2 separate regions of the Homo sapiens genome follow, and region 1 is linked to region 2. The links are chromatin loops, found by intact Hi-C in ENCODE. Cell type or tissue: MCF 10A. All regions are shown on one strand. Links, peaks and the distances in the headings refer to the core of each region. The heading gives the core; the rest is flanking DNA.

Region 1 (16,329 bases), core at 5,314-13,313, 720 kb before region 2:
TTTTTTATTGCTAAATACAATCCAGTCATTTGTAAGTCTACTAAAGTAAAATAATCCTTAGGTTCCTAGGGGGTAAAAACCTTATAAAATAAGCACTTCCAATCTTTGTTTAAATTTATATCCATCCCATTACAAGCTTCCAGTGTTTTATATTCACTGTTATTTTGTTTGGTTTGGCTTGTTTCTTATCATTTGGTACATTCCACATAATAAAGTATACAAAGTTCTATTTTTGAGATCCAAAGTATTAGACATGATAGCATTTGAATAAGTGCTAAGGCTGTCTCCTAGCATCTTCCATCACTGGCTGCAGACGTATCTGGAAATAATATACAAAGTGTTCATCCTTTTAGTATCAATCATTCTTAAAGAAAAAGTGTCAAAGCAGAGTTTCGTGGGACAGGAATCCATCTAAGAGTGCCAATTCCTTCTGCTACCATTCCCCTTTCTCTGTGAAGAGAGCCTCCTGATCTGTACTCTTTTTTTTTTTTTTTGAGGAGGTTTTGAACTGTCCTCTACCTCCATAGTCCTCAATAGCTGGCAGCAAATATATACACCCCAAATTACTCTTTCATCCAGTCCCAAGGTACTTTAAGCTACTTAAAAGTTACATTGCCACTGTAGGGTCCTCTCTACTAAATAGAGCACATCCTGTTAACACTATTCCTGCTTTAACCTCCCATGATGCAGACTAAATCTGGCCCAATTTTGTACCGTTAAAGTTCAAATGCTACATTCATGTAACTATCAGATTTAGTTATGTTTCTATTATTTATGAGTTGGAAAATTTTATTTTATCCATCTTCTTGGAAAATAGGGTCTGAAGTTGTTTGAAAAATGAGGTGGATACATAATTAACAGTTAGATTGTCCATCCCCACCTTTATTCCAAACCAACTACTTCCATAAACAAAATGTTTGCAATCATTGATACTACTACTGTCGTTCAGGTTTTCTTTCATAATACACTCTCCTACCATAAAAAGTCAACCATTTATGACTTTGAACCAACATCATACCTTGCTTCCTTGTGTAGAATTAGCTTCAATTTGTCACATCAATTTTTAATATTACATTGCTTTTAGGATAAAAAAAGAACATAAAAAGACTTAATATGGATTTCTTGATGCTGTAATTGTGTTCCAATATTCATTGACATAAATTTGGAATCAATTATATCAATGGAAAAAAGTATTCAGTGCTTTTCTTATATTCTCTGATGAGGCCTTAGTACCAGACAAATAAAACTCTTATGTTCTTCTGCTAGATTCTCTCTCAGCTGGACAGATTATTTCAACCTAAATATAACCTAGCTCAGTTTTTCAGGCACAGTCAACTATAGACCAAGCTCAGTCACACTTTTCTGAACTCAATAAAATTCTGCAGTCTGTCTAAGACCCTATTTTTACAGGTAGATGGGACAAGTAAGAGAATAGACAAGAAAATATAAGCTCCATGGGATTGAAGACATTTTTGTCTGTTTTATTCACTGGAGTGTCCTACATCCCTATAATACTGTAATAAACATTTGTTGAATGAAAATGTTAGCCCCAAACCAGCACTTGTTATTTATATATGGATCCCATGCTGCCCTCTTCAGCATAATTCTGAATGTGCCGTTTCTTTTCATTGTGAGTTTTGTTTAAATGTCTGTTCTTTTTAGGGTCTTTTAAAAAATATAATTTACAACATTACTGGGATTTCTTGTCCTAGAGCTAGTTAGTGGTTTTAGAAGTAGACACAGTCTCAGCTAGGACTCAGTGGCTAGCTAGGAATGATCACTCAAAATAGAAGTAGCAAGAAGATGCATAATATAAACATAAGGCCTCAAGCTGGGACTGTAGACCTTCCTCTGCTGTCTTTAAAAGGTACCAGTCAGTATGAACATTTACAAAATTATGAGAATATTAGACTCTAGGGGGCTATAGAGCCACTTAACCATTAGATTTTTGGATTTCATCAGTGCTTACCATCACTTTTTCCTATTTTTACAAATTTTTAAATGTGATTTGTTATACAGATCCCAAACTACATTCAGTTATGTAATAATATTTGCATTATGAAAATATGATCCAGGTTCTGTGTAGTGAATAGAAGATGGAGGAGGCAGAATGAAAGTATGAGGAATGATTATGGGGATATTGCATCAGTCCAGGTGAGATACGTTAGTGCCTTGGATTGGATACATCCCACTGGAAAGCATGAATCAATTATGTTTAGGTTGCAAAAGTCAAGAATGAAGTGGAGAACAAGAGAAACCAAAGATGTCTCTGAAATTTTCAGTTTGATCAAGTGGGTGAATTAGGGTATAGTTTACAGAAATGGAGAATGCCAGTGTGGCAGAATGCAAAAGTGGCCACAATCCTTTGCAGTTTCTCCCCTCAAGAGGTGGAGTCTATATCCCAATCCTTAAGCCTAGATTGGTCATGGGACTTGTTTTGACCAACAGAACATTAGCAAATGTGACATATTAGATACTTGAAAAGCAGCTGCATATTTGGGCTTACTCTCTCATTGAACTTAAAACTCTTATGCCACCTCGGGAACACATCTGGAATACCCAGCTGGATGATGAGAAATCACATGGAGAGGAGAGACTTCCCAGCCAAAGCCTTTAGAAACCATTCACAGTTGCTTACCTACCAGTTGACCATAGACAAATGAGCCAATAAGTGAAGGTAAGAATGATCCATCTGGGACAAAACCAATTGCCAACTCTTATAATTATGAGCTCAGTGAACAGTTGTTTTAAACTACATGATCTGGGGATTGCATTAGTTACCATATTGTACAACAAAGTATGCAATTTCGTCCAAATTTTTTGTGTAAAAAAATTAAGTCTAAGTTTGTTACCTAGACAAACCATGACTTAAAACAACATGTATTTATTATTTCCCAGACTTCATAAGTCAGGAGCCTGGGTATGGCTTAGATGGGTCGTCTGCTAGGAGTCTGTCAAGGTTGCGATTCAGCATTAGTTTGGCTGTTTTTGTCTGTAGGCTTAACTGGGGAAGGAAGAATCTACTTCTAAGCACACCCACACTGTTGGCAAAATTCATTTCCTTGTAATTGTATGACTGAGGGCTCACCTTCTTGCTGGCTTTTCACTGGTGGTTTCCCTTAGCTCCTAGAGGTTGCCCACATTTCCTTCAGTTCAGCCACTATACCTAGAGGTTACAGTTCCTTGAGTTTACCCACTCTATCTAGAGGTCACCCACATGTTTTAGAGGGTGCCCACAGTTCCTTGCTATGAGAGCTTTCCAAACATAGTTGCTTACTTTACTAAGCCAGTAAGGACAGTTTCTTGAGTGACTATTCCAGGAAGACTGAGCCTCATGTAAAGTAACATAATCAAGGAAGTGACATCCCATCACCTCTGCCATATTCTGTTGGTTAGAAGCAAATCACAGATTCTACTCACACTCACTAGGAAAACAGACAGGAGTATGGACACCCTGGAGTCCATCCCTGTAAGGTCATTTGTTACACAGAAGTTAATAGATAGAACCAGTTAAGAGGCAGTAACTTTTAGAAAGACATGATATTGTAGTTAAAAAGTAGATTCTGAAGGTAGTCTCCTGGGTTTTTATCCGAGGTTTGCCTCTTAGTTGTGGGAAGCTAGACAATTCATCTAACTTCATCATTAACTATATAAATAATTACAATTTTAGGAATGTTTGTAGAATCTTTACCTCTGGGAAACCTTATTAAAACAATAAAAAAAGACTCACTCATACTGATACTTTCTGCCCATATAAAAAGCAAAGGAAAATTAAAATGTGATGTTGTGTAACTTTTACAACTTTTACCAAAACACAACTTACTAGTTGGAAAAAATAAAAAATATCTATCAGCACTCTAGAAAACAACACAGTGCAAAGCGGTGCTACTGCCTCAGGCAGCTTTCAGTGACATAAATATTGAAGCCATTGAAACATTAAGCTATAATTTGGGATTCATGCTGGAAGTGATTATGCTGTATTGCCACAGTCTGCTAGGATTTCCCACCTGTTTTTTTCCATAAAACTGAAAGTAGAAAACTGCTGAAATTTAAGTAGGTTTCTACTTAAACTTTTTTCTTACTTGGAACATCCACAAGGTAAGATGTAATAGGCAAAAGAAAAAAAAATCTGATGTTAAGAAAGTAATTCTTTTAAATATTATTCTTCTACTTAGATTGGCAAGTAATAGCTATAAGTATCCTACACTGCACATATTATTTACCTATATAATTTATAACACACATTACCCACTTGGTTGGTATGCCATTACTATATTAGGTTGACTATAAAAATGAAGCATTATTATTCCTATGTTTTAATCTTAAACATTTCAGTAATTCAAGAGTATGTGTAAAAAGGCTTGAAATTTCATAATTTTAGAGAAATAATTCAATTTTTACATTTGAATAAAAATTGTGGAAACATAAATACATCACTTTAATTTAAATGGCAAGTGTGTGTCATTATGGCCTTAGAAATTCTCTCTACCCTGTTAATGGTAGCACATGGAGTTCTCACATGTTTCTTGATCTTTTCTTAAGCAAAATATATTTTTCTAATATGTAGTTTGCTACTTTCTGATATCCAAAAATCACTTGGTATTCATTGGCCTAGATTCTTTTAATGGTTCATTGTCATTACTTATAAATATGGGTTAGTCAAGAATTGTTCTTTAATGGAGACTGTCTGAAATTTAACTTTTATTTAATGTGACCAAAAAAATCATATTACTAAGCAAATACACCTTCATTTAGGTCACTGCAAACTTATGAGTTGAAAAAAGTAACTTGTAGAATCATTAAGATGCTAAGACGTAAGAAAGAGGGAAAGAAAACACTGATTATTAAGGATAATGATCTGCACCTGGTTTCAATCACGACTTTCTTCCGAAGCATCAACCAACTTGGAATACAAATTTCAGTGCTTGCACAGCTGGAATATAATGCTACTTTCCGGATACTGAAAAGTCATTAAGAGTTCTCAGATAACCACAATATGATTTTGTAAGACTGAACTATGAAATCGACTAAGGGGTAGGATTGTATAGAAATTTTCGGTTTGTTTAGAGCTACTTTTCTTAAATAGCCTAAAAGTAAATATAAAGAAGATCATTTCATTGCCTGTCTGAGATTGATTTACAAGGAGTCTATAAATACAAGAGTGATTACCATCTAATGTGGGAGCTATTGCTGTTGTCCGAAAATAAGCCTCCCTGTATAGCTCCAAATGTTCCCTGCTACTAAGGGAACAGACTTGATTTTCCACTTATCTTTTAATGACTTCCTGCAGGCAAAAACCTGGAGCCAAAATTCTACTGACATCTGTTTGTTGGTATGGGTCTTATTTAGAACCCCAGTACTAGGTAATTATTCATTATTTGTTGGCGCTAGGATCGTGCAGCACATAATGTTTTGCAACAGTTAAGCTATAATAAATAAAGGAATAAACAGAACTCTTCTTCTAAATACTCGTTTATATACAGCATCAACAAAACAAACAGGAGAGCTTCCAACAATTTATTGCTAGATAGTCACTGCTTAAAGTTCACATTTATCATGAACAAATACAAAGAAAGAAAACTGTTAGCTTTTTCATTTTAAATCAAGGCTGAGATTTTAATGATCAAGGGCACTTTATATTGTAATTTATGTTAATATGTAAGTCATCCTGAGGAGTATTTTATTTTATCTTCCTAATATTTATTTTAGAGGCACTATGATTTCACTGAAGAAAAACGGGGTTTTGGAACCTTAGATCTGACACTAGAAATCTTAGGAAAATCAATGTTTCTAAACCTGTTTACTCATGTATTATATGGAAATAATAATATTTATCTCATAAGGTCATGGTGAATAATAAGCTAATAGACAAAGTATATGACATCATGATCTTAATAATTCTTTATTTTCTTCATTAAATTTTCTACTACTTGCTTTGAAGTATTTAGTTTTAAGCATAAATCAGTGCTGACCAAATAACGTGTAGAATTCCAAGACCACCCAATTTCAGTCAATTCAATTTCAAGATAGGTTTGTGGGCCATCTATATGATAGAAATATCAGCTATGCATTCACAATGTGACAGTGATCCAAATACGAATCCTGTTTATGGCAGGCTAAAAAACATCCCCCAAAGATATCAGGACCTAATCCTCAGAGCCTGTGAATATTAGTGTATATGACAAAAATATGTGATTAAGTTAAAGATTCTGAGATGGGTCGGTTATCCTGGACTGTGCAGGTGGGCCCTAATGCAGTCACTTGTGTCTTTATAAGAGACAGTGGGCGAGTTGATAGAAATGGGAACAGATGATAGACATAGACACACAGAGGAGAAGGCTCTGTGTTCACGGAGGCAGAGACTGGCGTAACATGGCTGCATGTCAAGGAGTGCTGGCAGCCACCAGGAACTGGAATAGACAAGAATCACACTCTCTTCTGGGGTCTCCAGAGGGATCAGAGCCCTGCTGACATCTTGATTTCGGTCTGGCAAAAAAGATTTTTGAGCTTCTGATGCCCAGTACTGTAAGAGAGTATATTTCCTTTGTTTTACATCATCAAGTTTGTGGTAATTCTTTGGAGGAAGTCTCCAGAAACTAATGCAGTATTGTTCAGTATTTTATAGATAAATGGGATTGACTAGAAAATGATCCATGATATGGGAGGGGATAAACCCTACATGACCAAAGTGTAAGAGGATCATAAGGGACTAACTGTTGAGTCACAAATGATCATAAACGTGATATCTGCAGGGGCACTGAAGGTTGTATAGAGTTCACAGGAATGGCAAAGAATGGGAAAAAATGTATTACATACATTAAGGAAAAAGATGGCTAAAAAGTAAAATAAGCACTAGTGTTGATTTTTTTCTTTTTTTAATGTGAACTTCTTCCACTAGGATGGAGGAATTGTGTGATGAGAAATTAGACTTTGAAGTCCAATAGTAGAGGACATAAGGTAAATGTTTTCTGGTAATTGGAGTGATGCGACTACATGAACAAGTGTGTGAGCAAATAGAAATACATTAAGCTGAAGAAATCACAACTGATAGACCAATGTTCCTTAACTTTAACATTTAAACCTTGTTCATTACAGAGAGGCCTTAATAATTGTTTTTATGTAATATATCTGCCCTAAAAAAGGAAAGTAACTTGTCAGATCAAGGGTACCCTGTGGGGCTCAAAGTGGAATGGGATGCAGGCTGGTATAGGGTACAGAATCTAAGTATGATGCATAATGGAGGTCCTAAAAGAATGCAAAGCAGAGAAGTTGAAAAGAGAGACATACATCCCTTGGCAAGATCTGGTAAGAGTTCCAAAGACTCCCAAGTATGAAGAAATTGAAGGAGCATCAAAACCACATTGTTTTAGATGTATATATTAACAATAGTTTTGTTGATGGTTTTACTATGTGGTGAATATGAATGGGTGATCATATTCTTAAATTAACTGTTTACTTAATTTATGTTTATTTCATTACTTTGTGTATGGTTTTCTGTATGTGAAGTGAACATTTGTGTTACTTTCCTGGAGTACAAATAAGTAGTCGTTAGATTAAAGAAGAAAAAAAATATATATTTTTTGAGATGGAGTCTCACTCTGTTGCTCAGGCTGGAGTGCAGTGGCATGATCTCAGCTCACTGCAACCTCTGTCTCCCGGGTTCAAGCAATTCCCTGCCTCAGGCTCCCGAGTAGCTGTGATTACAGGCACCCGCCACCACGTCCAGCTAATTTTTGTGTTTTTAGCAGAGACGGGCTTTCTCCATCTTGGCAAGGCTTGTCTTGAATGCCTGACCTCGTGATCCACCTACCTCGGCCTCCCAAAGTGCTGGGATTACAGGCGTGAGCCACCGCGCCCAGCCAGAAAAAAAATGTTTCTAAGAAAATAGTCGAAGAATATGTATATATATACATATATATATGTACGTAGAGAGAACATTTTTTAATTCCGGCATATGTAAATTGGTGGGTATTATCATTTTCATAGTATCTCAACGAACTTTATTTCCTTCTAAATTTGAAGGAGCTTATGCATGCAGAGGATAGAGTGTCTACAAAGACACTGACACATGTATACACATAGCCTTTTGGGAAAAAGTATAGATACTAGTGCCTGAATATTGGGTGAGTGGCCACAGTAAGAACAGAAAAAGACTCAACAGATGATTTGCAGCAATATCAAGATCTTATAAGGTAAGCTAAAGTGTTTAGGAGCAATATAATAGGATTAATTAAGGGAGGAAAAAAAACTGGAGACACAGTAATCATATAAGGCAAAGTAACCTAAAAGTAGGAAATAATTTTAAACAAGAAAAAAATGCAAGCTTAAACTAGAATAATAACAATGCCACACACATACAAAGTCATATTTAGTGTACAGGACTCATTTTGCAGATCCTGTGGAATGACAAAATGGGGCAGTAAATTAATATCTTCCTTTTTTTCTCTCATTATGGTTTATGGTTTAATTATTAAGATAGTACTTAGATCTTCAGATTTGGCTATGTCAAAGATTTGTAATAATATTGGCTTTATATTTAATATTTTAAACTCAGTAATATGCCAATAAACAAATCTGAATGTTACCTTATGCAATGAAAAAATGGAAAGCTTTAAATTTTCTCATCAAGGTATATAGGATTTTCCAAAATAAAAGCAGACATTCTCAAGAAATAGTGTTCCCTGCAATAGTTAGCAGAGACATCAGAAATTGTATTTCATTATAATCCAATCCAAGTTAAAATGAAAAGTCTGTCACTTCAAAAATCAAGAGGACAGTAAAAACATGTAAGTAAAGTTAGTCAAATGTTTGAGACTATTAACATTGATATTGAATAAAACTTTGTATGAAGGAAAATATTTCAAATAAACTTGATTATTGATCTGGAACAATAGTAACAAAGAAACAAAAAAGTGTGTGTTTTCCTCACAACAGCTGGGTTTAAATTAATAAATGTATAACCTAAAATTCATTATTTTCCAATTTTTAAAACATTTTACTGATTTAAATATACGGTATAGGCAATAGCTGTATAAAAATCATTAAAATTAGACAAGACTGTTACCAATTACAGTAACTGGCAGAAAAAACAATTGGCTCTGGAAGTTAAAAATGTTGCCTAAAAGGAGTTATGTGTAGGCCATTTTAAATAACTAGTCAGAGAAAAAAATTATTTTTCATTTTTCACAAAAGTTTGAGGTAGAAAATGCTGTATGTATTGAGTTTGGCTAATAATAATTTGTTTTACCCTTTTGGAAAAGTATTTTAAATGCCTCAGCCAATAAAGTTTGGAGTTAATTTTTTTATTTTAAGATACCATCTGTATAGCTACATTTTTTATACCAGCTTTTAAAATATGTTGAAATTAAAATAGCAGTTTTCATATTGGAGGGTTTTAATACCTTCCTAAACATGATAGTTTTCAACTATTAATCATATTATCATATGATAATATTAAAATGTGAAAGTATCCATGAGGTAGACCAAGGGTAAATCAAAATGTGAAGATATTTTTAGTTTTAACTGTCCAAAGGCAATTATAAACAACTTTCCAGTGAAAGTGAAAATCATGCCAGTTGTTTTAATAGTGTACTTTATGTATAAATAATAGAGGGATATTGCCAAATATTCTCTATTCTTCAGTTTCACAATTGAAATGGCATTTGTGCAAGAGAAATATCAACATCCCTAAGAGTTTTTGTGGCCTTGCTGTGTTTACTTCAAACCAAAAATCTCTGCTGTATACTCCTAAGCTCACAACAGCATCCTCAAATGCTATTTGTTTTACATGCGTTTAACTGGGTAACATAATGTCCAAATAAAGTTGATTAAATCAAAGAAGTTGATACTTTCCTAGGAAAAATAAGTCGAAGGGTAGCTTTTGGTTTGGCCCTTGAATAGCATCAAAGTTGCTAGTTCCTCTCTTCCACTCTGCTATCGCAGGGCATCAGGAAGTTTTCCCTCTTGGTCACAAGGTGGAGGCAAATGCTTAAAGCTTCACAACAATGACCAAAACCAGGAGTCTCTGTAGCAAAGGGGCCCTCTTCATATTTCTTTTTTCAAGAGCCCTTTTTTGTTGTTGTTTGTTAGAACTGGGCCACATGGCTAGCTGAATGCAAGTCTGGGGAAAAGATTGTTTGGGTATTTAGACTCTACTGTGGAAGACAAAGCTCTGCCAATAGAGAAGATTGTTGCAGTGATTAGCCATTGAGGACATAACTAAGCAAAACTACCATCATTACCATAGGCTCACTAAAGTCTTCCATGACCAAATGTATTTGAGAAACACTGGGTTAAACAAATTCAACAGGTTTCTTTACTGTGTGCTCTCAAATCTCACTAAAGACTTTGCGTTATCAGTCTCCAACAACAACAAAAAAATATGTTCCTTTTTCCATGTTAACTTTATTATAGCACCAAAATATTTTTATCTCATCAAATAAGATTAGAGGTCCTCACAAGCAGACTTTCAAAAATGCTGAAATAAGCTCATACTTCACTGGAAAAAAATCATAAAAAATGTAAAATTTCAAAGTAAATTTCATTTGCTTCCAAGGGACAGAGATCCACTCAATGTAAAATGAGAATAGGGAATAATTAAGGGGTATTAAGATATTTGCAAAACACAATTGAAAGATTTGAGGACTAGGAAAAAATGAGAATGAGGCAGCTACTCTTTTCTAATTCTCAAGCTCAGATTCTCCTTCTGGTTCTTTTGAGAGACATAAATTACACATAGATTAATTTATAGGCTGCCAATTAATCATATAGATGAATTATATAGATTATATATAATCTATAGGCTTCTTTTTAGTTATCCAAAATATGGACAGTTATGTTTCTTTCCCCTCTGTGACTTAGAGGGGAAAATATCTTTCCAAAGTCTTCCTAAGATTGGGTTTAACAGATCCATTTCCTATTTTGTAGTGTTAAAGCTGTTCTTATCAGATTCTAGATGACAAGCCTACTTCAATGCCTATCTGTCTGTTTTGTCTTTCTACCATTCTCCCTGTATCTCAGTCTGCCTTTTTGGTGTGTCATGAACAGAGAGCAATCACTCTCCACTTGAGGTCATTGAACATAGTTTTCTTTTTCTACTAAAACTTTGACTTTTATTTTTTTCGGCTGATGATTGTTAAAAAGAGTCAGATTCATCTGAGAAAAGATATATGTCTGGCCAGCAACTTGTGGTGGGATAATTTAGAGTATCAGGACAAGTTTTCTAGAGGCTCCTTTGTAAGGACACATTACCTGTTGACAGTCGAGGTGGATGCAGAGGAGCCTATGCTCTGAAAAAATTAGGAAAAAGTAATAGGAAGATATTTTTCTGGTTGTAAAATAGGATAGGTGCCCATTTGACAGATTTCTAAGGTGCAGTAAAATACAAAATTAGCTATTCCTAGTCAGATGGAGAAAGCACATAGTCATTTTTCTATGTTTCTAACCACTGAGTTTCAAACTCAGAGAGTGTGTAGAAACAAAGAAAATTTCTTGGGGAGTTTCACCATACAAAAAGATCATAGGGTGGGGAAAAAGTCAGTTAACTGAATGTGATTCCTGCAAATAAGATTATTTAAAAGATAAAGAAGAATAGAAAACTTCTAAGAAGAGTATGGAAAACTAACATTGTATAAATTTAGAAAACTGAATGATTAATTTGTTAAAAATGTGAACTAAAGCATAAGAAGAATATAGTGGATATATAACTTTAGTTTCCCCACATTGTACTTTTTTTTTTTTTTCAGTTAGTTCCTTCATTCAACACTATACCCAACTAGATATAGACATGCTCTTCAGAAACTTACAGTCTAGAGAACTGAGAGTCTTAAGGATCTAAAGATATAGGTTAAATGCTGCTTTAAGACCCCATGCTGAGTGCTTCACAAAGACTGCAACAGAAGCTGTCATACTTTACCCCATAAGTGGAATGAAGAGATCAGACATAACATTATCAAAGCTAAATCTTCTGACATTGGAATATGCCTTTAAACATTCACAGCTCAAAGCCACGAAGGCCAACTACTTCAGAAACCTTAGGAAAACCCTAGTATATGAAGTTACATTTTTTTCTCTACCATCATTCTCTGGTTTCTTATTCTGCTTTCAACCTCCTTTCTGTTTCTGAGACATGCCAAGTATATTCTCATCGCTGAATTTTTTTTGTCTTTTTTTTCAATAGGATTTTATTCTTAAACTTAAGCATTGTAATAGTTACTGAAATATGGCTTGAAACCTATTTCTGTGTCCTTCAAGCCCACCCACTCCACACCCCCAAGACACACACAATGGCCCTAATCTCAATCATCATCTTCTTTTTATTCTACTCCTAGCATTTCCCCTTCTTATATACAATATTTTGGAGCTAGACCCTATATCTTTGAATCTCTTGTCATATGTTTCAGCATGGCACTTTCTTCCAAAGGAGAAAACATATTACATTAATCCTAGCATTTTCCCTCCAATATTTTGGAACAAAACCTATATCTTTGAATCACTTGTCATATGTTTCAGCATGGCTCTTTCATCCAAAGAAGAAAACACATTACGTAAGAAAAATGAAATACCATTGAGCATAGTTTTTGGAATGTATTGGCTATGGTCTGAATGAAAGCATTCAGACAATAAATATATTTGCCCTTCACACATAAAGGCTTTGTGCCCCAAAATTTATGTATTGAAACCTAGTAATCAATGTGATAGCACTGGCAGGGTATGGCCTTTGGGTAGTGATTGGTTCATTAGGACAGAGCCCTTATGAACAGAATATACCCTTATAAAGGAAAGGAAATTAGGGTTTTCTGTTGAAGAACTATTAGAGTGACTATAAAGAGTGATTTGTTCTTTTGCTCAAGAGCAGTAAACAAAATTCAATTTTTATATTATTTTTGGTGACTAATGCAAGCAGATAGAATTGGAAAACACACACTGAGATGCTTTCTGTCCACACTGGACTGAAAAGCCTGTATAACCATCAATAATACTCAAGAAGTATTAAACAGGTGTGCAATCATACACCTCATTTTGCATATGCCCTTGAAATCCGGTGGTAAGAACTGGAACGTAATTGTTGTCTAGTTAAGTATACGTACACATCTGCACATGATTACTTCTAACAAAACTAGAGGGAGAAGTGGGAGAGTGAGACTGATGACAATAGAGAAAATGTTATATGAGGACACAATGAGAAAGCAGCTGTCTGCAATCCGAAGAGAAAGGCCTCACAAGAAACCAACCCTGCTGGCACATTAATCTTGGACTTCCAACCTCTAGAATGGTGAAAGCATTAATTTCCGTTGTTTAAGCCACCCAGTCTGAGGTATTGTGTTCTAGCAGTCCAACCGGACTAATATGAGTCCTGAGAGCAAAATGATCCTAATCGGCAGACATTCAGTGTGGAGACAGACTTAGGAATAGGCTCAGAGGATGAGCTAACAGTGGATCAAGCTTCAGTATGAGGCTCTGACTGGGAAGGCTTGCACATTCTTAGTTGTCCAATTACTAGCACTAACAGTCTAAATAAAGTGATTCTGCTGAAAAAAACTATCACTCAGGTCTGGATACTATCGTAAAAATAATCTTATTACTAGTGGCCCAAGCCATTGATATAAAATATCATCTTAAAAAAGATGAATACACGAAGAAGGTAACTTTTCTATATATGTCAGAAAGAATGGTGAGCCTTGGACTTGGGTGATTAATACCTCCAGTCATTATCATCAGTACAGTAACATCTCATTACACAGGAGTTTTGGAGAAAGTACTCTGCAAAGAGCCAGGCATTCATGTTGATGTGACAACACATATGTGCATAGACTGGTGAAGCCTATGATGCAAATTGGAAATATGCAACAAATAATTTTTATTTGGCATAATATTCTGAAGGTAACTAGTAAAATTATATTCTTTACTGATATCATTAATAATTATATTTTAATGGACATATTTTAGTAATTCTTCAAGAAGTATCCAATGAAAGTCAAATTTTTGAAGACAGATGATGTGGGGCTAGAGATGGAGAAACTATTACGTAAATTAGTTAGCTCTTCATTTTAATTCCCAGAGCATTTTACACTTAAAACATGCATAACTAATCAATGTACCCTCAAGGTAACATTTCCAACTTGGTATGAAGAAAAAATACTAGGAAAAGAAAGCCCCATTTTTGTTAACAAAGCTATTTGCTGAATTAAATGAGTAATACTTAGAAAACATATCTATAAATGTCAGAAATTTGATTTTTAAATACTATAAAGCTGCATTTAGCCTAAATTTGCTGTCATAAATCATGTCATATCAAATACATCAGTTTTTTAGATAAAAGAATCTATATACTTCTATATTATTGACTCTATATATGTACTACCTTAATTATTTGGCATTTAAGACTTCAAATAATTTCTTTAATTAAATTATTGACATTAGTTAAGATTCTTAGACATCTTGTAATGAGTTTTTGAAGACAAGTGTAATGAAGACCAAAAGTATTAACTACGTTTTCCAAGACTACAAAGGTATTTGAGCCATAACATACTGATGATCCTGAAAGGCCAGTGAGGCTCTTGAGATTTCTGGAAATGTATCTTTTACTCTATCAAGATCCTAAATCTATATTGAGATTTTGACATTACTATACTTTATGGGAAAAATTGCAAAGCTTTTTATACTTATAGTCACCTTCTCTAGGGTCCATTTTGAGAGGACTTTATATGAATACTGAATCCTTAAAGTCAAGAACTGTCTATTCTACTTCTTCATACTCTCAGAACATAGTATATAGTCTATTATACCAAGTGTGCTCAATAAATATTAGGTTAGTGCAAACTTAGTTGTGATTTTTGCCATGTAATTGCGGCCTTTGCCATTAAAAGTAATGGCAAAAATGACAATTAATTTTGTATCAACCTAATATTAGGAAAAGAATAAATGAGCATCATGAAGTTCCTTGCCAGTCACTTTTTCCCAGAAAAGAAGAACCATCTTCCCATGGAATTCCTCCCCTAGTGAGAATGGAAGCACAGTTAGACTAGGGATTAGTATACACTGCCAAGAAGTACAGCACTTCATAATTACAGATAAGCCAAATGATAATAATATGTAAAATGGTAAAATTCAAATCATTAATATCTTCTATGCACTTTCTTCTTATAAACATTGTTGGAAAATTAGGGAGGAATGCATGGGTGTTCAGAGGATTTAAAAAGTTTCACCTTGCTATGAGAATTAATTATAATTTATATATCAATCTGAATTGATAATATATAAGGTACAGCTGACCTTTCCCTTTCTCTAAATGCTTGTGTTTTCTTTCAAATGCAGATTTTTGCAAATACAATTAAAGAGATTGCTTAAATCTTCAACTTCATATTAATCAAAATAAGAAATTATGTACCTAAGATGGTTAGAAAGAGAAGACAAACTTCCAGTTAGTTTATTATTACATTTTGCCCTTTGAAATATTAACAGCCAATTGCTTAGCTTATTTAGAGGAATGATCACATTTCAAATAGATTATATTGAATATGAATATTTACATTATATTATCTGAAACATCTAATTTTTAACAAATGTACAGATTCTCAGATTCTGAGTCCTTGAAAGTGAGATTTAAAAGTCTGTAATTTAATTAACTACCCAGGATTCAGACCTGCTGCTGCTGGGGCAGCTCAGGCACCCTTTATTCCTGTTCCCCTCCTTCAACACCTTTTAGTACCACTATTTTGAAGCAGAAAACATAAACCTTGAAAATGAGCCAAGGAAACAGTTAGTATACTGTGCTGGAAATGCTAATGGGATAAGGAAAGGGATTATAAATACATTTAAACTGAGACAAGCAGTATCTTGGCCTCTCCTCTGAGGATATTGTCTTCTTTCGAATTTATTCCTCTCCTCTTTGTATTGATTCTTTTTAATTTTGTCCATCATGCAACTGGTACAAGAATACAAGTCTCAGGCTAGCTACCATTTTGAAAAAATGATCTTTGAATTTTGTAGGACAAAGTGGGGCCTCTAAGAAAGGACGTCTCAGACTGCAAAATATTTTCTTTTCTAGAAATTATGGAGAAATATTTTCTTTTCTGTCTGGGTTCATCTGAATGTAATTCTTCCCCACTCATTTATTCACTTACTCAGTTAGCAAGTATTTATCCAGTTGCAACCACATGCCAGGCAGTGTAATAAACACTATTGAACAGGCTCTAACAGTGTTCACAGAACCTACGCTCATAGAGCTTATGTCCCATGGCAAGAGTAGACAATAAACAAATAAGTAGACCTACCATAATTGAAGATTCCTGTGAGGAAAGAATATCATCAGGTAAATTGGGATTTAGG
Region 2 (16,329 bases), core at 4,709-12,708:
GTAGTTGTATATAACATATATTCTTGAAGAGCAGTCTTTTGGAGTAGTGAATATGAATGTAGGAGTTTTTTTCTGACCTCAGTAAGACAATTTCTGGATTCATAATAAAATTTAATTATATCACTGCTTCTTGATAGATTAAAAAGCTTATTCTTGGAGGAGGTTTGCTTTCCTAGTTTTTGATAGGTAACCAGTTATGTGATAGATATTTGGTAAACATTTTTAAACTGAATGAATTACATATTATTCATAATTTCTAAAATCTTTTCACTTAGTAAAGAAATTTTGATTGAGTGACCATTACATAGCCTCTAGGAACTGAAGAATATTAGCAAATAATACAAATCTCTGTTTCAGTCTTCCAATCTAGAAAATAAAAGCAGATATATTCTTATAGTTATACACTTTGGTAATTTAAAAAATATTCAAATATGTTTAATACCTTTTGAAAGGTTGAATTATTTTCAGTTATATTTTCTAATGTTATTGCTTGTTCTTTGGCTTGTAAACTTTATATGTAGCCACTTTTTAAATGAAGAAAACAATTATTTCCTTGTACATATAAATATTATAATTAGTATTTTAAAATGAAACCTTTTTGTATTTACAAACAGTTCCAGAACAATGTCAATATTACCTATTGTAAAAGACATCTTTTTCTGTTTCTTTGTGTAAATATTTCTGTCTTTTCTTACTAAATTTATGGGAATGTTTCTAACGTTTCATACCTACATACTGTTTGCTCCAGTTTTACATAGATACCATTTGTCATATAAGGGAGATTTGTTTTATTTCTAATCTTTAAAATCAAGAATCAATGGCAAGTTTAATAAACAGTTTAAGTTATTAAAAAGTTGAATTTGAAATATTATTAAAATAGAGTACATCAAAGTATATGTGATAATTAAACAATAGTGATTTAAACATCTTATTTACATAATTGATTATTGCTGACTTGTTTCACTTTTATTTTATTTTTCATCAATGTGTGTTTAAATGTGGTATCAGTTTCTACTGGTGAATTGAACATCGGCACTATATATGTTATGGTGAAAATGATATAAATCTGATTATTTCCTAAAAGATAAAGCACAACTTTGTATTTAAAGCAATGCTTAGGCCAGCCTCATAATTTTCATAAAAGCACATGTAATGCAAAAGCCAATGGAGAAAAACTACATGAATTTTCAGTGGATATCAGACTCCTAATTTATTCCTTGTTTCCCAAATACTCTCTGAAACTAAACTAGTTCGAGATGTCCATCAGTTCTATTAATCTACCATATCTAAAAAATTTTTACTTAACAGAGTAGCTTTGATCATGAAAAATACTCACATATATTTCAATATTTGCTTCTGTTTATATTTTCCACATTGAATACTGAATACCAAATTGAGAAGATAGTTTGAATACTATCACAATCTGCTTTATTCAACAGCATAACATTTTAGCATTACTTCTGCTCTGTTAAGAGTGAACTTTCTTCAAAAAAAACACTATTCATTACTAAGAAAGAATTATAGCCAGCAGGAATAATTTGTAATTTCAGCTTTCTATTTGTTTTCTTTTTTTAATATATTGGGTACTACATAGAACCTTTCTAATGCAATATATTGTCTACAATAACATTTCCAATTGTGTAGGAACGTTAATTGCCTCCTTGTTTTAACAGTCTGGCTCAGGGGGTCACTGCAGGCTACTAAGAATTGGGTCAGATTTACAGGACAAAGTTTAAAATAACAGTTTCTCAATCGTACCACCTAATTTCACCTTTTTGAAATATAGTATGACCAAGGTTTTGAATATATTATGACCAAGCAGATTTTTTAGATTTAGGGTCTAACAATTGTGTACTATATGAAATTAGGCCACAGCCCAGAAATTCCAAGATGATTAAAGTGAATAAATTAAAACTCTACTGAAACATGTTCAAGTAAATACTGGCTGTGTTGTTTGGGAGACATGTTTTTTAATCCTGGAGATTTAGAGTGCAGAAACGTTATTTCAGGTCCCAGAAGACTTTATAGATCAGAGATTGATGGATTCCATTACAGTCAGAGAAAGGAGAATAGTGGTCTAAAATCCTAAATTGTATGTTTGAATTTCAGTGTGATAAATAAGAATTCCCCTTTGCTCCCCCAAACCCCCATATTTTCAGAGATAGTAGTATGTGTATTTATCTATATGGTGTGATTTAAATTGTGCGATGGCCCAATTGGCTTCAATATCTCATCTCCTCCTAAAATACTTTACGTGTTGATATTAATATTACTATAATTTCAACCAATCTGTCATTTACATGGAATGACAAATACACTGAATACATATTTTAGGATAGTTAAATTTAGTATTATTCATAATTTACTTTGAATTATTATCATCTGACAACTTCCCTGAAACAATTTCAGTGGGCGGGGGAGGGTAGAAATGGATGTTGATGAGGATAAGAATAGAACAAAGTGATTCTGGAAGATGGGGTTTTCCCAGGTAGGACAGATCTGCTGGTTGAAGTGCTATAGTGAGTGCTATAAGAGAAGGGGTAGAGAAAATGCCCACAGAAATGGCACGAGCCTGAGACGTCTGCCAAGGCAAGCTTTGCTTATTTTAAATTTAGGCATATCCTGGGAATGCATATGCTACTCTTTTGCCTACATATAATTTAAACTAAAAATGAAATATCTAAGTATTGCTAACTAAAATTATTCTTAGGTAGAAGTAAGTTCCCAAATATAAGTTCAAAAGCAGATTGGTAAATGTTCTTCATGTGTGGCCTTTGGTTTCTAAGATCTGAGCCAGTCTACATTGACCCACTTTTATTTGCTTAATCCTCGATTGTTTATTCTGCAGTCTTTTGCCACTTTTCATTCTTCCCAGTTATGCCTTCTCCTCCTCCCCACACACACCATCCCCCACCTGCCTAGGCCTTTGAGATTCTGCCACCCAATCTATCCCGTGCTCAGTTAACTAACGTGTACTTTACCCATTTCTTCACAAAACCATAGTACATGGAAAGGGGATGATGTAATTGACAAAAAAGTATTGCATTTTAGCTTAAAATTATAAGGAGTCATAAAAAGATAGCTCAGAGGAAATAAAGTAACTGAACATCAAAAAATGAAACAATAAAAAGGAAAGAAAAAACATTTGACAGAACACTTTTATTTCTTCTGACATTTTAACTTAGCCAAGTTTTTCATAAACCTTGTTAACTGGAAATGTAATAGATAGAAAAGTGATTATTCTTCCAGGCCGGGCATGGTGGCTCACACCTGTAATCCCAACACTTTGGGAGGCCCAGGTGGGTGGATCACCATGTCAGGAGTTCGAGACCAGCCTGACCAAAATGGTGAAACCCCATCTCTACTAAAAATACAAAAATTAGCCAGGCGTGGTGGCGCGTGCCTGTAATCTCAGCTACTCAGGAGGCTGAGGCAGGAGAATTGCTTGAATCAGGGAGGCGGAGGTTGCAGTGAGCTGAGATCATGCCATTGCCCTTCAGCTTGGGCGACAGAGGGAGATTCCATCTCAAAAAGAAAAAAAAAAAAAAGAAAGAAAGAAAGAAAGAAAAGGAAAAAGCAATATTCTTTCAGAAACTCCTGAACTGTAACATAAATTTAAGCTTAGGACACATAGGTCAGATGTACAATGGAATTACAAATGTTAGAGTTTCCTGGGTTCTTGCAACAGAGTTTTAAGTGCACTAAACAGTTATCACCTTGTCTTCTCTTATATTTTCTAGTCACTACTGTCTACTACGCTTTTTCCACAGGCTGTCCATAATCTACAGATATAATGGAAAGGCTTCCAGATAGTTTCATTGTTACTCATCTGTTCTTTCGCTCATTCATTTTTCCATCACTTTAACTTCCACAAGTACTACTTAGTAATACTTGGTACAATGTGTGTTGCGTTTTTTTTTTTTTTTCTCTATTTTCAGGGTCCTAATTGTACTGTCTCTTTGTGGCTGAGTTCGTTTTTTGTGACTGGAACAATAACTGGCATTAGAAATTAGCTATTCAAATACACATTTCAAGAAAGTTGTGGAATTTCAACCCATGTTCTGATAGTATCTTGTTTTATCTCTAATTATGACATACTTGTTATTCTATCCAACTTCATGTGACTATCGTCTATTCTCCTATCTGCTTTTTATGGTTCTGGAATTTTCTTCTTGCTCTTTTCACTGTTAAGTTGTTTGTTTGTTTGTTTGTTTGTTTTGAGACAGGATCTCGCTTTGTTGCCTGAGGCTGGAGTGCCCACGCTGGAGTGCAGTGGTGCGATCATAGTTCACTGCAGCTTCCAACACCTGGGCTCAAGCAATCCTCCTGCCTCAGCCTCCCACACCTAGCTAAATTTTTTTCTTTTCTTTTTTCTTTTTCTTTCTCAAATGCCTATTAAGTGTGACATAATCTCTATTCTGCTTTGTCTCTAGAGTTTGTTTCTTTAAACAATTCTTTACTCTGTTTACAAAGGTATATATGTTACTTCTGAAATGATCTTTATTCTCATGTTATTTATAAAATAATTTGAATATTTCTTATTTTGAAAAGCTAATTAGATCATATCGTATATATGCATATAGAATTGACCCTTGACCAATATGTGCTTGAACTTCAGGGGTCTGCTTACTATGTGAATTTGTTTCAACTAAACCTGGGTCAAAAATACAGTATTGGTGGGTTGCAAAACTTAAGCATAGGAAAAACTGACTTTTCGTACATGCGGTTTCCAGAGAGCCAAATGTAGAATTTAAGTATGTGCAGATTTTGGCCTGTGTGGGAGTCCTGGAATATATATCCCCTGTGTATACCAAAGCCAAAGGATTATTGAATAAATAGTATTACTATAGATCAGTGAGAAGATAAGAAAGAAATTTAATGCAAAATACCTATTTTTGCTATTTCTGTTTTGTTCATTTGCTTTATTTTTTTCCAAATTGATTTTGTAACTTTGCTTTATAATATATTCTGATACCTACTAAGTTTAGAAGTAGGCTATTTAAAAAATAATATCTACTGTTTTTTATGCACAAAATAATTTTAGAAAAATAGAATAATTGAACAAAGAGACCAACTTTAGTCTACCAAAACAATCTAGCACAAATTTGATTAAGGATTTCCCAAATATATAATTTTATCATGATTTATTTCATTTGAATAAAAACACTTTTCAACTAACAGTTAAAAGATATATTGACATTGAAAATAAGTAATTAGTTCTATGTTTGTATGTCAATAATAAGTAATTAGCTTGGTGTTTGTATGTCAATAATGCCCCCTTAAAATTTGAAAGTGAAAAAATTAGGTAAATTAAGATTATTAAAATATTAAGTAATATTGATTTTTAGCTTTGACCAAAATTATATAACTATTTTCCTCAAATTATAGTAAAAACATTCCTACTCTTTACCAGTAGTTAAACGTATTCACACTCTTAATTCATGGGCTAAAAAAAAACTTGATTTTGTTTAGTATTATTCTTACTTTTTTGAGACAGGGAATCACTTTGTCACCCAGGCTGCAGCGTACTGGTGCAATCATGGCTCACTGCAGCCTCGACCTCCTGGGCTCAAGCAGTCCTCCCACCTAAGCATCCCAAGTAGCAGGGATTACAGCCACCTTGCTCAGGTAATTTTTTTTTTTTTTTTTTTTTTGAGATGGAGTCTTGCTCTGTCGCCCAGGCTGGAGTGCAGTGTCGCTATCTCGGCTCACTGCAAGCTCCGCCTCCCGGGTTCACGCCATTCTCCTGCCTCAGCCTCCCGAGTAGCTGGGACTACAGGCACCCACCACCAAGCCCGGCTATTTTTTTGTATTTGTAGTAGAGACGGAGTTTCACCGTGTTAGTGTTAGTCAGGATGGTCTGGATCTCCTGACCTCGTGATCTGGTGATCTGCCGGCCTTGGCCTCCCAAAGTGCTGGGATTACAGGCATGAGCCACCGCGCCCGGCCTGCTCAGGTAATTTTTAAAATTTTTTGTAGAGACAGGGTTTCACCACGTTGCCCAGGCTGGTCTTGAACTCCTGGGGTCTATTGATCCTCTTGACTTGGCATGTCAAAGTGCTGGGATTATAAGCATGACCCACTGCATCCAGACTAAAACTAATTTTAAATTGTAAAATAAAGCCAAATGAATTAAAGCTTCACCAATGTAGTGTTTTGTAAACAAAATTAACTGGCAATTAAATGACTTGTAAACGTAAGATGAAGTATTCATTGTTTAAACTCAAATACTTAGATATGATGGCTTAGTCTACTCATTAATCTAGAATGAGAAAAATGAGATGGCTATTTCTTTTAGTTTTAAGATAAATCACATCTCAAAAAAATGTTTCTGTGCCTTTCAATTTGTATGCATCCTATTTAATAAGCCCGTTGTACATACATGCTGAGAGTTTGACTACTTGGGCCAAAATAACCGTTTGTTGTCTACTTGAAGGTGGTTCAACTGAGCTTGAACATTCGATTGTTAGTCAATTCAGGCAAATAAAAGTTATGTCACAAGATATACCTAATTATTATTAGAACTCAGTGCAGTGAATCATTACCTTAAATACTTTTGCTATGGCATGAGTTGATAATGATGTAGGACAGCAAGCCCCCAAATTGGGTCTTAGCCTGGGAAGGTTCTTGGTTTTGTCCAGTAAAGAATTCAAGGGTGAGCCTGTGGTGTTAAACAGCAATTTTTGTTGAAGTGGCAGTGTATAGCAGCCTCAGAGGCACCTCTCCTTGCTAAGCAGGGCTACCCATAGGCAGTGTGCCCACAGTAGCAGCTCAGAGGCAGTTCTGCACTCATATTTATATGCACTTTTAATTATATGGAAATTAAGAGGTAGTTAATGCTGAAATTGCCAGGAGGAGGATGGTAACTTCCGGTTGTTGGGTCATTGCTGTGGAAAGGGCCTGTAACTTCTGGGTGTTGCCATGGTAATGGTAAACTGTCATAGCACACTGGTCTGTGTGTCTTACAGGGAGGGGCTTCCACTCAGACCTGTTTTGGATAATCCTCAATTTGGTCCAGTGTCCAAGTCCCATCTCCTATCTCAATAATACTCAATACAATAATGGTTAGAACAAAAGCAGACAGGAAAGTGTATCTGAAGTGAGAAGACCTAGACATTAATGAAAATTCTTCCACGAACTATGAAAAACATTGTTCTTCAATTGTGGGGAGCTTACATTTTGATGTGGGGAGATAGATAGAAAACCTAATGAACAAAAATAGTTATAGCATTGTGAAAAATTTTGTGAAGGAGGTAAAGTAGGGCCTAAGAGAAAATAGAGATGGGGATGGTAGTATGTAGAGACATTAGGTGGGCTTGGTCTTGGGGACTAGAATGAGTGGATCACTTTGAGGACAGAACATTTGAGTAGAGGCCTGAAAGATGAGACAAAGCCAGTCATCAGAAATCTGTCGTAAAATTATTCTAAGAGGAGGAAATAACCCGTGTAAAGGATCTAAGGAAAAAATAAGTTTGAAATGCTCAACAAAATATAAACAAATAAATCAGCGTGACTTTGCACAGTAAATACATGGGAGATTTAACATGATGAGATCCGAGAAAGTGGCAAGAGCCAGATAAGGGGTTCCCAAACCAAGGAAAGGAGTTAGCAATGCTGGATAAGTAAAAAGTGAAGTCATAGAAGAATTTTAATCACAGGAATGACATGACCAGATTTGCAAGAATCACTTGTCACTCTGTGAATAGACTGAAGTAACAGGAGAGTAGAGGACTGGAGGCTAGTTAGCAGGCAAGTTTCATGACCAAAGTGACAGATGATGATCTGAACTAAGATTTTGAAGATGGTAGTAGGAGCAAGGGAAAATAGAACAGGGGCGGTCATATCTTTTTCTTACAAGCAGAATCAAAAGATGCCATTTAACACTGATGGAAAAAGCACCAGAATTTTAAGTACTATTTGAAGAGAAAAGGTAATCAATATGATAATTCTTTATATATAGTAAACATATTCACAGAGTAAATATTGTGAGAAGTTGGTAGGAAGATTTTGTGGAAGAGATGTATCCTTGTTTTCTACATCTGGTTGTTAAAAGCAATGAACTATATTTGGAAATCAAGAATTAGGGGCACAAACGTATCACCTGGAAATATAATAATAACCAGAAGGGAAAGCATTTACTTCTCACTAGGAAGTGAGCGGGCTAAACTTTTTTTGTGTTAATGGATTACTTTACTTATTTATTTTTTCCAATAACCTGAACATCATCAAATGGATCTAAATTTTGAAAGTGAAAAACAAACATATCAGCTTGTAATTAATCAGTTTTCCTTTTGTGCGGAAGGGGCCGGGGATTGTGTTGTTATGATAGAGTATTAGCACCATCTAGTGGAGTAGAATATGTTTACTTAAATTATAAACATCGAAATAGTGCAATGTGGAATCACATATTATATGAGTTCACTAATACAAATTTGCAAAAAGGTCAAGGGAAAATTAGTGCCCATAAAAACTTTCACATTATTTTGTAAAATATAATTTTATATGGTGTTTTCTTTCTTATGAAATATTGCAAAATGTTTTCATATGGATTTGTTCCACCATGTTAATGGGCACTTCTAAAACTTTTTTCTTTGGGCTGCTACAACAAAATATTATTAACTGCCTAGCTTATAAACAACAGGAATGTATTTCTTACACTTCTGAATGCTAGAAAGTCTAACAGCAAGATAGTACCAGCAGATTCAGTGTTTGGTGAGGTCTGCTCTCTGGTTCATAGACAGTGCCTTTTGGCTGTGTCCTCCAATGATGAAAGGGACAAGGCAGCTCTGTGGTGCCTCTTCTATAAAGGCACACATCCCAAATCATGACAGCTCCACCTTCACGACCTAATCACTTCCCAGTGTCCCCACCTCCTAATACTATCACATTGGTAATTAGGTTTAAACATATAAATTGGGGGTTGTGGGGAGGTTGCATGTATTCAGAGCATAGCATATGCCTTCTTAACTTACTAAAGTCTAATAATAATTTATCACTCAGGATTCAATGCGGGAAGCTTAAGTAGAAGTAGAAGATTACCTATCTATCAGTCAATTAATTGATTGACATACCAATCTCCTATCTACCTACTTAAAAAGAGGTTTTGTTTTGTTTGTTTTGTTTTGTTTTGTTTTTTAAATAAATTGCCTCAAGGAATTGTGAGCATGAGATAAGCAAGTCTGAAATCCACAGGGCAGGTAGTCAGAAAAGGAAGATTACAGACAGGATGGAACTCACAGGAAAGGAAGCTGCTTTCCACAGAATTCCCTCTCTTTTTCAGAGGAGCCTCAGCCCTATGTTTCAGACCTTTCAAATGATTTGATCTGGCCTATCTAGATTACCTAGAATGATCAGCTTGTTTAAAGTCAACTGATTGGGAGTGTATCTGGCAACATATTTTCTCACCAACATTTAGATTAGTTTGACTCAATAACTGGGAATGCTGACTTAAGCAAGATGACTTATTAAGAAAACTGTCACAGCTCATTAATACCTTTCTGTTTTTCTGGACACTGTGAAGAACTTAAAAGACATTAATTTTATTAATCCTTCTCACAGTTTACCTACTATTGTCATGTGTTTTATGTATATGGGTGTATACACATACATGTTTGTATTTAAAACCATGTAAGGTAATATTTTTATTATTTTATAGTCAGTATTCATTTATATTTACTTGAACATTTACCATTTTCTTTGTTTTTCATTTCTTCTTTCATCCTAAGACCTTATATTTAGGATCAGTTTCAGTTTTCTGAAATATATCTTTTTTCTCTCCTTAATGTGTATTTATAGTGGCAAATTCTCTCAAATTTTATTAATCAGCCCGGGCACGGTGGCTCACTCCTGCAATCCCAGCATTTTGGGAGGCTAAGGTGAGTGGATTGCTTGAGCCCAGGAGTTTGAGACCAGCCTGGGCAAAACGGCAAAACCTCGTCTCTACAAAAAATACAAAAATTAGCTGAGAGAGGTAGTTTGTGACTGTAGTCACAGCTACTTGGGGGGCTGAGGCAGGGGACCACTTGAGCCCAGGGGGTCAGGGTCGCAGCGAGCTAAAATCACACCACTGCACTCCAGCCTGGGCAATAGAGATCTTGTCAAAAAATAAAATAAAATAAATTTTATGAATCAAAACTTTATTCTCAAAAAATTATTTCTGTATATAGAATTCTATATAGATAGTTATTTCTTCCTGAAAATGGAAGTGATTAATACCTGGTGGCGTCTGCTATTGCTATTGAGAAGTCTTTGTAAATCTAACCATTACTGCTTTTAAATTAATATTTTTCTCTAACAAGGTTAAGATATTTTCTCTTTGGTTTTCTGCATATTCCTTATGATGCATATAGGTGTGTTTTTTTACTGCTTGGAATTTTTTAATTCTTGGATATATTAATTGGTATGTTCCATTCATTTTTTAAAATTCTCTTCCAACATTGCTCTGGCTTTTCTATCCTCATTGACTCTTAGCTCATCTTGTGTATTTTCCACACATGTGTGTCTCCATGTTGCATCCTGTATTATTTCTTTTGACCTGCCCTCCTGTCCACGAATTCTTTTTACAACTGTGTTATCTGCTATTAAGCTGTCCATTGATGATTAAAATGGGTTTTTTCATTTTTAGAAATTATATTTGGTTCTTTTTAAAATCTGCTACTACTTTGTTATAATTTCTTTCCTCAGATATCATTAGTCAAACTTTTCTCTTACATTTAAACAACAGAATTAGTATTGTTGATTATAGTCTGTATATATTTATTCCAATATCAAATATCTATTTTGTTCCTTATGAAGTTTATGGTAACTAGGTGCTTTTTCTCCCGTATAATGTCTTTGACATTTGTAATAATAATTTGGTGCTTAAGAAAAAAATCTTCCTCATATTAAAGTTACAACTTATCTTTTCTGGGTGGCTAGAAGAACTTTCAGTGTGAGACTACCTTAAGCCAAATTTGTGCTTTAAAATTCCTTGGTGCTCTAAGCAATTCAAAGCTGGGTTCCTGTAAGAAGAGTGTGGTTTACTTCCAGTTCTCCCTTATCCTGTGGGTGAATTCATTTAGGTTTCCAACTTTGAATTTTGTTGCTTTAGCCTAATAAGGCTATCAAAAAGCAAGCTTGTGTCTTCCCCAAATGGTGAATGCCCACAGTGCAGAAAAAAATTGGCTGCCTGTTTTCCTTTCTGGGTTCTGATTATACCAAGATATGTTATGGTAATTCTTTACTGTCTCGTCAGCTTTCTAAATGCCTCTATGAAAGTATTTATTTCAAAACATATGTTTTCCTGTTTTTTTCCCCTTTTGTGACAGGGTCTCACCCTGTCTCTCGGCTGGAGTGCGGTGACATGATCATAGCTCACTGCATCCTTAAACTCCTGGGCTCAAGAGACCCTCCTGTCCCAGCCTCTCACATAGCTGGGACAACAAGTGTGTGCCACCATGGGTAACTAATTTGTTTCTTTAATTTTTTGTAGAGATGGGATCTTGCTATATTGCCCAGGGTGGTCTCAGACTCCTGGGCTCAAGGGGATTCTCCCACCTCAGCCTCCCAAAATGTTGGGATTACAGGTGTGAGCCACCATGGCTGGCCACCTGGTTTTATTGTGAAGGTGTCCTAAGTGATAAGATTAATCTGAAATAATGAATCCCAAGGCACTCAAATTTTTTGTGAAATAGCCAGACAATAAATATTTTAGACTTCGTGAGCCATAATGTCTCGCTACTCAGCTCTTCTATTGTAACATAAAAGGAGTCATAGACAATATATAACTATATGAGCATAGCTGTGTTCTACTAAAATTTTATTTACAAAACAAGCAGCGATTGGATTTGGCCCACAGGTTAGTTTTCTGGCCCCTGACCTAATGTATCTCACTATAACAGAAAATATATACTGACTTTCCTTCTTACTATTATAAATTTTATGCACATAATTAAATATTACCCAAACCACAATTTTTAATTCAGATGGGTGTAGCATAATTTGACAATTTTCATAAATATTCTAATTATATCCATTATTAAAAATGCTGGAATAAACACTCTGTACCTAAATATTTCACAAAATCTTTAATTATTATTTGTTACTTTTAAAAAATTGAAATTATTTGTCAACTTACGTATGAGTACTTTTAAGATTCTTTATTGCTAAGTTGCTTTTTAGTGAAGTAATAGTCATTTATATTTCAGTTTTATTTAATAATAATATTTATATTACCTAATTTTCCAGCAAAATTGATTATCATCTCCTTTACATTTTTGTGTTAAAATTGGTCAAAAAATAATTTTCTTTTAATTTTTATCTCTTTTAATTATTGGTAATGGTCACGTTAATGCCTGTTCTTAAGTAAATGATCTATCCTACTCTAACATTTTTCTTTAGATAGTGTTTAGTGCTTTTGTTACTGCAAGAAGTGTTTGTGTTAAGAATAATTTTTCAGTTAAATTTTCTCCACATTTTGTATATATGATTTTTTCACAAATATAATTTTTAATTAACAAAGTTTTAATGTGTATATGTTCTGTTTGCAAATTGCTTTATGCATTAAGCCTTCCTTTTTTGATATTTATTCATACTTTTTAATAAATATATTTATAAAATAAATATAATTATAGATAGATGGCACTAAGATAATAGTAAGTTAAAATGACATATCATCATATATAGCAGATAATTAAAAAATTATAAAAGAATGAAACATATATGTATTTATTTTAAATTTGTTTAAACCTAACTCTTTAGTCTACCTGGCATTTGTGTGCATGTGTCTGTGCAAATAAAGTAAGGATTCAAATTTATCCCATTTCATTTCCAGTGGGTTTTATTTTTTATTTATTATTATTATATTTTTTTGAGACAGAGCTTTGCTCTTGTTGCCCAGGCTGGAGTGCAATGGCGTGATCTTGGGTTACTGCAATCTCCGCCTCTCAGGTTCAAGAGATTCTCCTGCCTCACGCCCCCACGTAGCTGGGATTACAGGCATGTGCCACAACAGTTGGCTAATTTTGTATTTTTAGTAGAGACGGGGTTTCGACATGTTTGTCGGGCTAGTCTCGAACTCCTGACCTCAGGTGATCCACCCATCTCAGCCTCCCAAAGTGCTGGGAATATAGGCGTGAGCCACCGCACCCGGCCCCAGTGGATTTTAATTGCAAGCCTGCCAGAGTGAGTTTCAATTTGAGGTAGTCCAAGTTTACACAGTACGATAGACTTACCCATTGCCAAGGTTACTTGGCTTGAAGGAAAATACAGAATAAGGATAAAGGCAGTATGCACAAGAACAGCTTGATGGAGATTTCAGGCACTGAAACTCAGCTTCTAATATCTTAACCCCCACCAGGATAATTTTGCTGATGAAGGATGAAAGTTGATGCCAGTATAGGTCACATCCATGCCCGGTAACAACAGAATTGGGTATCCTTAGTTTAAATACTTTAGTTGTCACCTTGAACTTGGAGGGTGATTTATGTGATCATCACTATTATTTGCTGTTTTCTATTTTCTTTAGATTTCATTTAATGTTTTACTAGTTTCTTGAATTAGAAATTTGGATAATTGATTTCCAACAGTTTTTTATTTCTAATTCATTCGAGTTATATTTTTTTCTCTCTAATCAGTGCTTCAGCATCAGCCCACAAATTTTAACATATATTTCCATTATTGTTTATTTCAAATCATATTCTCATTTATATTATATTTTTCTTTAACTCATGAGTTATTTATAAGTGTTGCTTGCCAAGTGCGGTGGCTCACGCCTGTAATCTCAGCACTTTGGGAGGCCGAGGTGGGCGGATCACTTTTGGGAGGCCGAGGTCAGGAGATTGAGACCATCCTGGCTAACACGGTGAAACACCGTTTCTACTAAAAATACAAGAAAAAAAAACCCAAAAAATAGCCGGGCATGGTGGCGGGCACCTGTAGTTCCAGCTACTCAGATGGCTGAGGCAGGAGAATGGCGTGAACCCAGGAGTGGAGGTTGTGGTGAGCTGAGATTGGGCACTCCAGCATGGGGGACAGAGCGAGACTCCGTCTCAAAAAAAAAAAAAAAAAAAAAGGGTTGCTTAACTTCAAAAATTTTGTGAATTTTCCACTTATTTTCTGTTAGCAATGTCTAGTGGTCAGGGAGTATACTTAGAGTGGCTTTAATTTTTTGAGATTGGTAGAGATTTGCTTGGAATGAATATGCATCTTGCAATTGTTGAAGACAGTGTTTTATTAATATAAAAAACTTAATTTGGTTAATAATGTTGCTTATATCTTGTATATCCTTATTTTTCTATTTCTTTTCTATTGGATATTGGAAACAGTGTGCTTAAATCTCAAACTATGATGGTGGATTGCTTACTTCTTTTATTTCTGTTATATTTTGAAGATGTATTAATAGTTTTATGCAAAGAGGCATGCTGGTAAATGTAAAACAACCAACTATTTTTTAAAAGGAAAGGGAACAACCATGATTTGTAAAATTTGCTGAGTTTCATGGTGTAAATTCTCACAATATGGTCAATTTCAAGTTACCAACGTGTCATCAGGAGACATTGTATTAGCAAAAGATGTGTATAATTGGCTCCTATGAGTCAGTATGAGCCAGCTCCAGCAAACATTGTTCAGACACATTTGCAATTATTACATCTTTCTGTTAAAGTAGCCTTTTTATTAATATGAAATGACTCTCTTTTTATCTAATAATACTTTCTAACTAAAATTATCATTTGCTTGATATTAATACATTAATATCATTCTTACTTTGGTTGATACTTTTCTAGCATATTGGTTTTTATCATTTACTCTCAATTTATATGTACAATTTTATTAAAAGTAATCATCATATATTTGAGTTTTCTTTTATGCTTTTATCCAGTCAGACAATCTTTGTATGTTTAGTATGGTGATGAATCCATTTATATTTAATGTAATTACTGATACAGTTCAGTTTAAGTCTAGCATATTGCTACTTACTTTTGCCTCAATTTTTCTCTCTTCTTTTCCTGCCTTCTCTTATTTTAATCAAATAGTCTTGACTATCTCATTACATCATGTATTCTAGTTATTTTATGTATCTCAATATTATTGGTTTAGTGGCTAACTTAGCAATTACAACAAAACATGCTTAAATTATTACAATTTATTCTAAATTAATATTTTTACCACATCAAGACTATGGGGAAAACATCACAACACTTTTATTTTCTTTACCTTTTCCTGACACTTTTGCTACTATTGTTTCATATTATACTCTTGAATTTATTAAAAACACTATTAAACATGGTCTATTGATTTAAACAGTCAAGGCTCTTTTTTATTTGAGTAAAATATACATAGCATAGGGTTTATCATGTTTCAATAGCTTTTTTATTTACTCTTCTATTTATTTTCTTCAGTTCTGCTTATTCCTTTTTGTACTTCTTTGCTTATATTTTAGATCAGTTTCCTTCAGCCCAGAGAACTTTTTTAGTATTTTTCTATAGTTGAGTCTGCTCTTGTTGAATTCTTTCTGCTTTTGTTTGCTTAAGAATGTGTTTCTATTTGCTTTCATTTTTGAAGTATATTTTCACCATTTATAGAGTTCTCTGCTGACTTTTAATTTTCAGCACTTTAGTAATGCTAAGACATATATATTCAGACTTCAGTATTTACTTCCACAGACTTGGCTGTTATTTTTACTATTCTCCTGGAAAAAAAATGTTTCCTCTGTCTGTGATATGGTTTGGCTCTGTGTCCCCACCCAAATCTCATCTTAAATTATAATCTCCATAATCATCACATGTCAAGGGAGGAACTCAGTGGGAGGTGACTGGATCATGGGGGTTGTTTGTCCCATGCTGTTCTCATGATAGTGAGTGAGTTCTTATGAGATTTAATGGTTTAAGCATCTGGCATTTCCCCAACTTGCACTTCTCTCTCCTGCTACCATATGAAGAAGATCCTCTCTTCTTCTTCACCTTCCACTATGATTGTAAGTTTCCTGAAGCCTCCCCAACCATGTGAAAGTATGAATCAGTTTAAACTTCTTTTTTTATGAACTACCCAGTCTCAGGTAATTCTTTATAGCAGTGCAAAATGGACTAATACAGTAAATTGGTACCAAGGTAGTAGGGCACTATTATAAAGATACCTCAAAATGTGGAAGTGACTTTGGAACTGGGTAATGGGCAGAGGTTGGAACAGTTTGGAGGTCTCAAAAGAAGACAGGAAGATGTGGGAAAGCTTGGAACTTCCTAGAGACTTGTTGAATGCTTTAGACCAAAATGCTGATAGTGATCTGGAATATGAAGTCCAGGCTGAGGTGGTCTCAGATGGGGACAAGGAACTTATTGGGAGCTGGATCAAAGA

The links. A loop is a pair of places that touch in the nucleus more often than their neighbours do. Peaks named below come from ENCODE experiments on the same cell type or tissue, not always from the same donor. Only the 100,000 strongest peaks of a DNase experiment are listed, where the experiment ranks them.
Region 1: it touches region 2 in a loop (3-fold over the local background); 3 of 110 quality-filtered maps call a loop at or near these places.

The regions. Positions count from the first base shown.
Region 1 is chr1:195,930,079-195,946,407 of GRCh38, forward strand. No RefSeq gene overlaps it. Among named protein-coding and RNA genes, the nearest start is that of LINC01724, 150 kb to the right of the region's middle. In MCF 10A, for the core only: a CTCF peak has its summit at 9,962 (motif pointing right); no DNase peak of the experiment used is centred there.
Region 2 is chr1:196,652,776-196,669,104 of GRCh38, forward strand. All of the region lies in intron 1 of CFH (complement factor H), which reads left to right. Among named protein-coding and RNA genes, the nearest start is that of CFH, 8.9 kb to the left of the region's middle. In MCF 10A, for the core only: a CTCF peak has its summit at 8,338 (motif pointing left); a DNase peak (open chromatin) is centred at 8,306.